Regions from separate parts of the Homo sapiens genome. Here all the other regions are linked to region 2. Evidence: chromatin contacts called from ENCODE Hi-C or POLR2A ChIA-PET data. All regions are on one chromosome and are shown on one strand. The core of a region is the stretch at or near the end of the contact, and the rest is flanking DNA. Distances in the headings are between cores, read along the strand shown. Region 1 overlaps IL1RAP (interleukin 1 receptor accessory protein). Region 2 has its middle 22 kb from the start of IL1RAP. Region 3 has its middle 9.7 kb from the start of CLDN16.

Region 1 (3,358 bases), core at 785-3,284, 130 kb before region 2:
CAATCAATTGCAGTTCCAGAGTACAGATAAAGACAGGGACCTTGTTCAACGTCATGTTTCTAATAAGTGGCAGTGACAGAATTTGAACACAGATCTGTCTGGTGCTCCTTTCCCTCCCCAAACTACCTTTACTTCATTCATTTATTCACATATTCATTCAGTTGACCAACAGTTACTGAATGCTTACGATGTGCATGGAATTGTTGAAGGCTCTAGAGACAGTACTGTAAACAAAAAACATGAATCACTTTTCTTATACAATTTACATACTAGTGTGTAATAAACTATTAAAAACCATAACAAGATGATCACATGCTTGTTGTGTGTACTGGACACTAATCATGCTTACCTACTACCTTTACAGTCAGAGTCCTGGTGAGATGAAACGTACGTCCATTTTCTGGATATGTAACAACACATGTGTAATTTCCATTATTTGAAATTAAGGCAATGAGGAAACTCAAGTTCATACCTTCGGGTATTACATTATTAAAATTCTGTATTTTATAACAGCCCTAGAAAAAGTAAAAAAAAAAAAAGTTTACTTTTTAGATACATGCATAGAAAACATACAAACACACGCACACTCACATCTAATTTTGCACAGAACACCGAAATATTCATGCTGCAGTTTTTATAAAACTATTTTGGTCAAGTATTTGACAAGATTTCTGCGAAGAATAAATGAAACACCTGTCATTATCTTTTCTGATCATGAGAAATTAAAATTCTAAACTAAAGTGTGACTTCAAAAACACAGGCTTCCTGTCTCAGGATCAAATTCTGGGCATCCTATGTTGATAGTAAAGCAAAGTTACAGTTTTGAAATAATGACTAAGGAAACTTGAGCAACTGCAAGACCTGCTATTTAGAAAGCAATTCTTTTTCTTTTTATAATATTTCTTCACTGATTATATTAATTTGGGACTCCAGTCACTCCGTCTGATAATCTAGGCCCCAATTTAGATGTCTGATTGGCATTTTTAATCACCCTGTTGTTTCCCTGTATCAGATATTTCCAAACTGTTTTGCATTTTTCTTTTATTACTTTTTTTTTTTTTTGAGATAGGGTCTCATCAGTCTGTGACCCAGGCTGGAGTGCAGTGGCGTGATCTCAGCTCATTGCAACCTCAGTCTTCTGGGTTCAAGCACTTCTCCTGCCTCAGTCTCCTGAGAAGCTGGGAGTACAGGTGCGCGCCACCATGCCTGGCTAATTTTTGTAATTTTGGTACAGATGGGGTTACACCATCCTGTCCAGGCTGGTCTTGAACTCCTGACCTCGTGATCCGCCTGCCTGGGCCTCCCAAAGTGTTAGCATTACAGGCATGAGCCACCAACTTTATCCCATTTTTATAACTGAGTATCACAGATTTCAGAAACTAAAAATAAAATATCTTCATGGGCCTGATCAAGATCTAGGAATGTATTTCTGCTCCTAATTCACATTTGCATATAACTGTTGACATTTAAAATTGAGAAATTGAACTATCTCAGTCCACAACTATCTCATTCAACATATCTAGAATCCTGTTTCAAATTCTCAGTCTCACTATTTGGCTAAATTATTACTTTTTGCTGTTTTTGAGAAAAAAAATCAATACACTATCTGTGACAAAAATATATGTTGAACATTTACTTTTAGAAAAGCTTTTGTTTTTCTTTTAAATATCAATAAGTCACCTATGACAAAAAGATTAGGTTATCTCTAAGGCTTTTTACATCTTTAAATTTCTGGGAGTCTACTACTAGCTTGTAACTTCAATTTTTTTTATTCACATATTTCATCTTTAATGTTTGTATGATTAAGGTTTTCTTCAATTCCTGGAGCATGTACTTTGAAATATGACAGTTACATTGAGGCACATTTTGTAATGCTTTGTCACAGGAAATGTGTATTTTAAGAACAGCATTGAACTTCCATTTCATGGAAAAGATCATCAAGAGGAAGCTACTATAAGCTTGGGTAACGTATTTTTTTCAACGCAGCTTCTCCTGTAAGATAAGCAATACTTGTAGACACTTGTCAGGTCAGCAAACGATTTCAATATCCTTAGGATATCACAAAGGATAAGGTCTCAAAGGCCTGTATTCTTATAAGTTTATGTCAGATTTGGTTTGAATTGAGTTTACAGTATCAATAGAACTATTTTATTTTTGTGGTACTTTTCATTTAAACAGTTCAAAGGTATTTCCCCCTCATTTGTTAGCTTAGCTATTCTGAAACTCCTGTGAAGTAGACAGATCAGACTAAATACGCTGTAATTTTATAGACGGAAAAAATGAGACAGAGATATTCTAGATAACACAGTAGAGAGCTGAAATTCAGTTTTCCAGAAAGCCGAATAACGGTCTTTCATCAGCTTCTTAACTAAGAATGAATACCTCTCCTCAGCAGTGAGTTGAGGCTATAAAAAATTATACTGAGACATGCACTTAACATATACTCTGTCTCGTCTGATCCTTATTCCAAACATGTAAAGTTTGTAATGCTTTTACCTCCGTTTTATAGATGAATGAACAAGGCCTAGAAACGTTAAGTAACTGTCAATGTCATACCACCAGACAGTGTTAAAGCTGGAATTTGAATTCAGATCTACTTGTTTCAAAGTCCTTGCTTTTAATTTCACCTGATAGTGTCTCTTCATTCCATATAGCAGCCCTGAACCTGTGCCATCCCTGGAGCCAGCCTGAGTGAAAAGCGTGATGTGGCTCTATCACTTAAAACAGGCTAATTCCTGCAATCAGTGGTAAACTGAGGAAGCACACTTTTGAGGATGAGAAGTCAATTATTTTTACTGAACTTGTCAACAGTATTTCCTTAAGAATGTGATGAAAGAAACTTTTTATAGCTGTTTCAAAGCTATTAGGCCTAAAACATTTTAGAAATAAAGGGAATATTTTACATTCTAATACGTGTGTGAGGGTAATTCAGGGCATTGTTACACTACAAATGTCTATGAACATTAACCTGCTGTGTGTCTGGTTAGCTCTCTCTTTCTTATCAGCAACTCTGTCTCTAGACCCTTCACAACACATGTACCTGAGACACATAGGATAATTTTAAACATAATAAACTGTTGATAAAAATAAAACCTGAAAATGTTATAATGATTTCAAAACCATTTATTTGGAATCCAGAAGAAAACAAACATAAAAAAAGATTTAGATTCTCCAAGAATAGGAAACTTGCTTTAAAATATAAGAAATGAGTGAACAGTAAGTGAATTTCCACAATAAAGCAAACACTTGTCTGACTAGAAGACAAACAATCCTAGTTGACCCATTAGTTCCTCATTCTGAATTCAAAAGAGAGAAGTTAAATAGAAGAGCGATTTTTCAACCATGCTATGGTTGCTGT
Region 2 (3,597 bases), core at 865-3,364:
GGGTTCCTTAATTATGACAAATGTATCATGCTAAAGTAAAATATTAATAATAAGAGAAACTGGATGTCAGGTATGGAGGAATGCTCTGTGCTATCTCCTCAATTTTTCCGAAAATATCAAGCTGTTCTAAAAATTAAAGTGTATTGAAAGAATTTCACCATTCAAGGGAGCTTACTAAAACTCTATTTTCCACATTTATGTAAAATAAATTATAGAATATATAGTATGTCAGATGCAATAAGTTTTATTGAGAAGAATAAGGTAAAAAAAAAAGAGAAAGTGCTGGGGATAGTGCAATTTTGTATATGGTCAGAGAAGGTCTACTTCAGAAGGTGACATTTGAACAAAGACTTAAATTAGGCAAGACAGTAAATCATGCAGTTAACTGGAGAAAGAGATTCCAGAAAGATAAAACAGCAACTGCAAGTGTCCTGAGGTAGGAGCAAACTCTTCCTGTTTGAGGAACAGCAAAGACGTCAGTGTGGCTGAAACGGAATGGACAAGGGGAGGAGGAGGAGTCGGTGAAGTGAGAGATACAGTGGTTGGCCAGAGATACAAAAGGTTGGCCTTTTAAGGTATTTTTTCTCATGCCTAAAGTGGGATAGGAAACTGCTGGAGGAATTTGGGCTGGGGATTACCGTAATCTGATCCATTTTTAATGGATCTCTTTGAGTGTTTGGGGAATCATTGACTGCAGGCAGAAAGGCAGAGCAGGGGACCAGTCACAAAGCCATTGCAACAATCTGGATGAGAAATGATGGTGGCTTGGGCTAAGGATTTAGAAGTAAAGTTTGCAAGGAACTCTTGACACTGGATGTATTTTAATTGTAGAGGCAATGGACTGCCCACCTATTACTTCTCACAGCCCCCCACACTCACCCCAGCCTCACCCAAACATTTTCAGGAACTGATGCTTCTGCCTGACTCCTTCCAGGTCTTTGCATGTAGGCCTCAGATAGCCTTCCTCTTTGTAACCTACTTAAAATAAACTCCCTTTCTCTTTGCTATTCTTTCTTAGCAACATGTTTATTTCTTATCACTATTTGTCATTTTGGCACTTCTGTTTTTTTTGTCTGTCTTTCCATCTACTCTATAGGCAGTATGAAATCAGGGACCAAATTTGTTTAGTCCAATAATTTACTCCAATTGCCTAATGCAGTACCTTAAACATAGTAGGTGCTCAACCAATACTTGATGTCTGTATTTATGAGTTTTTCCAATCATTATATCAATACCTACCTTGGGCAGGCCCTTGGTCTAAATTTCACACTCTTGCCCCAGATGCCTTGCTATGGATTCCACAGAGAAACACTGATAAATTTTTAACCTGTAGTAGCTGTTTCATCACTAGTCTCAATGATAGAAGCTCATTGAGTGGGTCTCTATTCTGCTCAACTGGAGTAAAAATAGGCACTGCTTAGCAACCAGCATTTTGTACTGTGCTTTCTCCTCTGAGAAAGGCAGAGCAATGCTAGGAAAGTCAGAGCAATGCTAGGACTCAAACAGTGAAGGGATTTAGGAATGGGTAAGTATATTAAAAAATTGGATAAAAGTGTTTTTGAGAAAAAGCTCCAAATGGTTGCTCCAGAAAGGGTGAGAACATAACATGCTAATGATGAAAGGATCCCCTCGGACAGAAAACCTTTGCATTTCCCAAATTAGATAGTGCACTCGGGTCATAGCACAGAAGGTTCTTAACATAAACCAAAATGGACTAATTGCGCACAAATGATTAAGCTTGATTCATTGTTCTTATAGCTATACTCACCAGTTGTGGAAATAAAGTTAAAACAAAACTAGAAAGTGGCTTTGTGTGTTAGTCTGTGGCTTTGGTTTTGATTTTTAATCCTAACCTGCCAGCCATTGTATCCAAACCTCAATTTTGTTTCTGCCACTCTCACTACACCTTTGTACAAATGTGGGAAAGTCCCTTTTGCTCAAGACTCACTTTTCTCAACTGTCAAGGAAGGTGATTCAGTGACCTCCAAAGCCACCTACAGATCTAAAAATAACCACCTGTCCAGACTGTCTGGATAAGCCCAAGTGGCCAGTAGCCTGGAGAGTCATGTGCCCAGCGTGGCTTTATCTGCAAGCTTGTTCCCATCCTCTGTCAGTACCAGGACACTGAATACACGGCTTCAACGCAGGTTGCCAATCACCTACAGCTTACCTGCTCCCTAGAGAGTTGCCTATTGTTTGCCCTGTAACTGCAGACCAGCTCTGGCCATCTTTGCTAACCTATGACAGAGGTCTGAATGCCTTCCAATTTTATCCCTTCTTTGGTACTCCCTCCACCCTAGAGTACCATACTTTCCCTATATCTGATAGTTACTCTTTTGTCATCATTAATAATTCTTTATATTCAGCTTCCTCTGTTTAACCAACTAAGTGTTTCCTATCTATCTTCTGATTAAACCTAGACTATTGGATCATTTGAATTAAGTTTGTAATACATTTCAACGGAGTTATTTATTAGAGAAAGGGTGAATCTCAATCATGGGGAAAAAGTAGCATCTTAGAGAATATTATACTTTGGAGAAGATAATTTTTAATAATCATTGATCTCAGACTCCTCCTAATTGACTTAATGAAGCAAGAAAGGAAAACTGACAAAGGCATAGCAACTAACTTTAAGGAGGAATTACGTAGCAACTTGAGTCGCTGAAAAGTGCGTATTCAATTTTGGTTTGAAATTCTGTCCCTTCTCCCCCTGTTTTGAATATTATGAATCCACTTGGAATTAAAATAGAAGAGTAGGAAATGTCAATACAATAGAGAGTAAAATTGTCCTGTTACGATCCTTAGGAAGTAATTGTCTGGAGAGGTCTATCCCTTAGGAGCTTGTATATTATCCATCTCAACTTGGAGGGAAGTCTCTGACGGGCGAGACAGGATTTTGTTTTATGCATAATTTGATTCAATGTTTTTGCTACTGGGTAAAAACAAATGAGATGATTTATAGCTACATAGTAAAGAACCACAAGATCTGTATAGGATTGAAGCTAAAGGCTGTAGTTTAACGGAACTAAATGAAAGTTGGGTCTTCAGTAGATTTATATTTCAAGACAAGTTCCTAAAATTTTACAGCTCTCCCCAAAGGAGAGAAGGTTTACTATTTTCTTAGCAAAAGTTATGTGTATTGCTTGTCTCTGCTGATTTCTCTTGGTGAAAGTAGAATCCTTAATGAATTTTCAGAGAGATTAATAAATACAGAGGATTTGTTTTCTTAATCTTGCTTTTTCCTAACAGCGCCTAAGGATCTGCCATGAGCTGTGCCTACAAAAAGCCATAAATCTGGTCAATTCATCTTGAAAAGATGAATCAAGTCAAGTGAGTGAGAAATAAATTAAAAAGGATGTTAGCTATAAAACAGCTTCCTGCATGATTCAATTTATCAGTTTGCAAATGTCAATAAGTGTCTTATACAGTATTATAAATAACCACAGACAATGTGACATGAGTTTACAAAAGCTATAAGCATATATTATCATCAGCACATAATCAAAAATAAGCTACCATATTAATATATATAATATATACACATATGCACATGTCTTAAATTCACTTTAAAAGATTTACAATAAACAATTACAGTAT
Region 3 (3,572 bases), core at 440-2,939, 110 kb after region 2:
ACCAAAAAACAGAAGGAAGGAAGGAAGAAAGGAAGGAAGGAAGGGAGGGAAGGAAGAAAAGGAAGGAAGGGAGGAAGGAAGGAAGGGAGGGAAGGAAGAAAAGGAAGGAAGGGAGGAAGGAAGGAAGGGAGGGAAGGAAGAAAAGGAAGGAAGGAAGAAAGGAAGGAATGGGATTCACCAAGTAGAGAATATGTCAGGCTTAGGTCAGCCACTTAGTAACTATAGATTAATAGAATGCCACTCAAGAAGCTTGCAGGCAAATAGAAGTTTAGATAGATAGATAGATAGATAGATAGATAGATAGATAGACAGAGTTGATAGACATAGATAGATCAATCTAGGTCTACAATGTTGAAATACATGTTTCCACAAAATGTTATAGGACCATAAATGAGGAAATGATTAATGCCTCTGGAAACTCATTACAAAAAGCTTCATGGAAAAGATAATGGTTGATGTAGTTCTTAAATAATAAGAATTTCTTAGAAAAGAAGGGAGTGTTCCTAAAGGGAAACATCTTGAACAAAGACAAAGACTTGTGAATGTGCATCACTGTATTAAGAAATGTGTTCGTGAGAAGCATCTTATAAACAACTTAGGAGCAGGGATGCTTTCTTTTGCCTGTGCTTGTACATGCACAGCAATACCAAGTACAGTGAATGTATCATTGTAGATGACCACATGATGATGTTGTTTGTTTGTTTGTTTGTTGAAGCCCAATGAGAATAAAGATTGTGTGACTAGCTTTATTAAATTCTGGGTTTTAATACATATATGTTGAGTGAATTAATAAATGAACAAATGAATTCTATGTGCCATACATTGTGCTAGGCACCAGAAATTCATCAGTGAACAAGATATTCTAGTTGGGGGAGGGTATCCAATAGTATTTAGGCTCTCGATAGATTTTTGCTATCTTTCTATCAGATGAGATATTTTACTGTGAGCATTCTAAAGAGATCCTTCTAAGGTGACCCTGTAATAGTGTAGTTTATTTTGGAATACATTTTACATTCAAGAGGCTAATCATTTTAATAGAAAAATGGACTGGAATTATAGAAACTTGGTTTCAGTCCAAGGTACACTTCAGAATTTTTTAGCTTATATTGTATTGAAATGAAGGAGGTGAAACTTTGACAATTGTTCAGTTGATCTGACCATTATAGAAAGCCAATCTATGTAACTGAGGCTCAACAACAACAAATCAAGTACGTTTCTTTGCTTACGCCTCAAATTTTCAAAGGTCTATAGCCCAGTTTTTGAAGAATTAATGGAAATAACTATCATTATTCCTCATTTTAATCATATTCAATTGGAGTATATAAACATTTGTATTTATTTTTATTTTGTACTACAAGACATAATTAGAAAGGCATCATATCACCATTTTATAGATGACGAAAATGAGGACTATATATTAAGTGACTTATTCAACCTGACACAGCTAGAAAGTGGCAGAATTGGAGTTTGGATCCAAGACAAGCAAAGTAGAACACAGGCAAACGTCCAGTGGAAATTACAAAAGCCAATGTAGATGAGTCAGGGAGATGGAAGTCCTCCCAAGGAGAGTGAGGCCTACTCAAAACTGGCACTTATTCAGGAACAAGTTTCCATTTCACCTGTTACTTGTCCAAACCCTTACTCATCAAGATCCGACAGCAGGACTCATACGTAAGAACTCATCTACCATTGAATAGGATGGAATCAGGGCCTGGCACCCATGATATTTGGACTGCCATCCTGGTTTCATGAAAGCTCTCTGCTGAAACGATGAAGCAAGTCACTTCATTCCCTTGAATTTATCAGTGAAGTAGTTTCAATCATGAGTGATCATGAGTGATCAGCCCTCAGGGAAGCATCACTCATGAAAGGTAGAAGGTTCTATTGTACTGTATATCCTGTTCTCTACATGTGTGAAAACCTTGTGAGTTTTACCCTCCTTTAGAAAGAACTTCTCTCATTTTTGTCTCTTATCTCTCGTCTGCTGATTCTACCTACTGAGACCCTCCTTCATCTTCAAGGATCTTCTCAATTGCTGTCTTCTTGTAAGTGCATTGTGAGCCCTCATTCATACGTGACCTTTTCTTTGAATTATTATTAGCTCTTTGCTTGTTGTAATAATAATTATATAAGAGGTAGTCACTATTATAAGCATGTGTTTAATGGACAAGGAAACAGATGATTGGGGTGGTAACTTATCCCAGTTTTTCCAGTAAGTAAATAATGGAGCCAGGATTTAAACCCAGGTTTGACTGACTCCAGAGAACATGGTCCTAAATAACACTATGCAATATAGACTTCTACTTTGTTATCCCCATATCTTTCTCTGCTAGATTTCTGGAAACTCCTAGTTAAAACTAGAAAGGAGTTTGGAGATACTCTTGTTCAGGAATTCCTTTTACAGATGAATAAATAAGGTTGCAGGCAAGTATTTTCCCAGGATGACAGCTGTTAACGAGAAACCTAAGACTCAAACCTTCTTTACACTTTTAGCTCTACCTGTAAGATTCATAAGGGCAGAGAGGGTGCCCGCTCACCCTCTTATCACTCGCAGAATTTACACACACATCTTGCTCTTAGCAAGGGCTTAAAGAACTATATTTCACTGGAATTTTTTGGCAACCAAAGATCACTAATCAGAAAACAGAGATTTTAGAGCTTTTCATAGTGATTAATAACATACATTGAATACAAACCAGTAACTGTTACTTATTTTCACATCTAAGGAGACTTTAAACAGAGAATCTCAAAATACAGAGTTGTTTTGCTTTGTTTTGTTTTGTTTTACCAGGGACAAAGCTCAACTAAACTTATTTGCAGAGATGAAACTAACGGAGACCCAAATGGAACCCAAGAGTACAAACTCTTATGATAGAAGGATGATGACCATGTGACCTCCATTTTTAGTAAAATGTTTCAACCCAAGAACTTAAACAGAAGTGAAAAAAAAAGTTATTTGGATATCAAATGCATTAGCAGCAGCATTTGCTTGGTGCTTCCTTTACCACATTCCTATCTTTTTAAAGATTCTCATCAATAGCAGAAAAAACTGCAAAGTATGCAGCACAATATGCAGATCTTTCCCAAGCTGGTTCTTCTTTTCCTCTCTAGATTCACTTCTTATGCATCCCTAATATGTACCCTGTTTTCTTGCGGTTCTGAAATGCATACAGTTCCTTTGAACCCAGTAACATTTTCTCTGGCATCCAAAAAAGGCTCTTCCCGTTGCCTGGAAGATTTCTGTCCTTCTCCTTTCCTCACTCCTTCAGCACTTAACTAGCTTCTCTGCCTCTGTCTAGACTCAGGTTTCATCATCCGATAGTTAGTTGATTCTAAAGCCTGTTTGATCACCAGAGTCACCTGGGAATTGCTATTAAACATCAGATGCCCAGATAAATAGTGATTTACAGGCATTGCCATTTCTTAAAATTGAATTACCAGGAGATTCTGAGAAAGAACTGCCTGAGATAGCTTCTCTGAGTCTACCTCTTCCTGTTACATCACTTATCAAACTGTAATTCTCTGTGTCTCTTCTCCTTACCAGGATGGGAATTCTTTATGGGCAGAGAAAT

The links. Hi-C counts contacts between places; a loop is a spot of excess contacts on that map. ChIA-PET counts read pairs that join two places held with the same protein, here RNA polymerase II (POLR2A). Pooled maps may share reads with other maps.
Region 1: a loop to region 2 is called in a pooled map, with 15 times the contacts of the local background. The contact joins two enhancer-like sites. A Hi-C loop is called at or near these places in 10 of 50 pooled maps. POLR2A ChIA-PET finds 5 or more read pairs at or near these places in 2 of 52 experiments (BJ and activated CD4-positive, alpha-beta memory T cell).
Region 3: a map of gastrocnemius medialis shows a loop between it and region 2 (3-fold over the local background). The contact joins two enhancer-like sites. A Hi-C loop is called at or near these places in 1 of 168 maps with a recorded cell type or tissue (gastrocnemius medialis). POLR2A ChIA-PET finds 5 or more read pairs at or near these places in 2 of 52 experiments (activated CD4-positive, alpha-beta T cell and activated T-cell).

Annotation. Positions count from the first base shown.
Region 1 is chr3:190,617,432-190,620,789 of GRCh38, reverse strand. It overlaps IL1RAP (interleukin 1 receptor accessory protein), which reads right to left. Exons shown (of 12, transcript NM_002182.4): 6 at 350-515. Among named protein-coding and RNA genes, the nearest start is that of LINC02013, 80 kb to the left of the region's middle. Within about 2 kb of position 2,034, at least 2 of the 41 ENCODE cell types and tissues checked have a DNase peak (open chromatin) inside an H3K27ac peak, as active enhancers do.
Region 2 is chr3:190,490,155-190,493,751 of GRCh38, reverse strand. No RefSeq gene overlaps it. Among named protein-coding and RNA genes, the nearest start is that of IL1RAP, 22 kb to the left of the region's middle. Within about 2 kb of position 2,114, at least 4 of the 41 ENCODE cell types and tissues checked have a DNase peak (open chromatin) inside an H3K27ac peak, as active enhancers do.
Region 3 is chr3:190,376,713-190,380,284 of GRCh38, reverse strand. It overlaps a transcript of CLDN16 not described here. Among named protein-coding and RNA genes, the nearest start is that of CLDN16, 9.7 kb to the left of the region's middle. Within about 2 kb of position 1,689, at least 3 of the 41 ENCODE cell types and tissues checked have a DNase peak (open chromatin) inside an H3K27ac peak, as active enhancers do.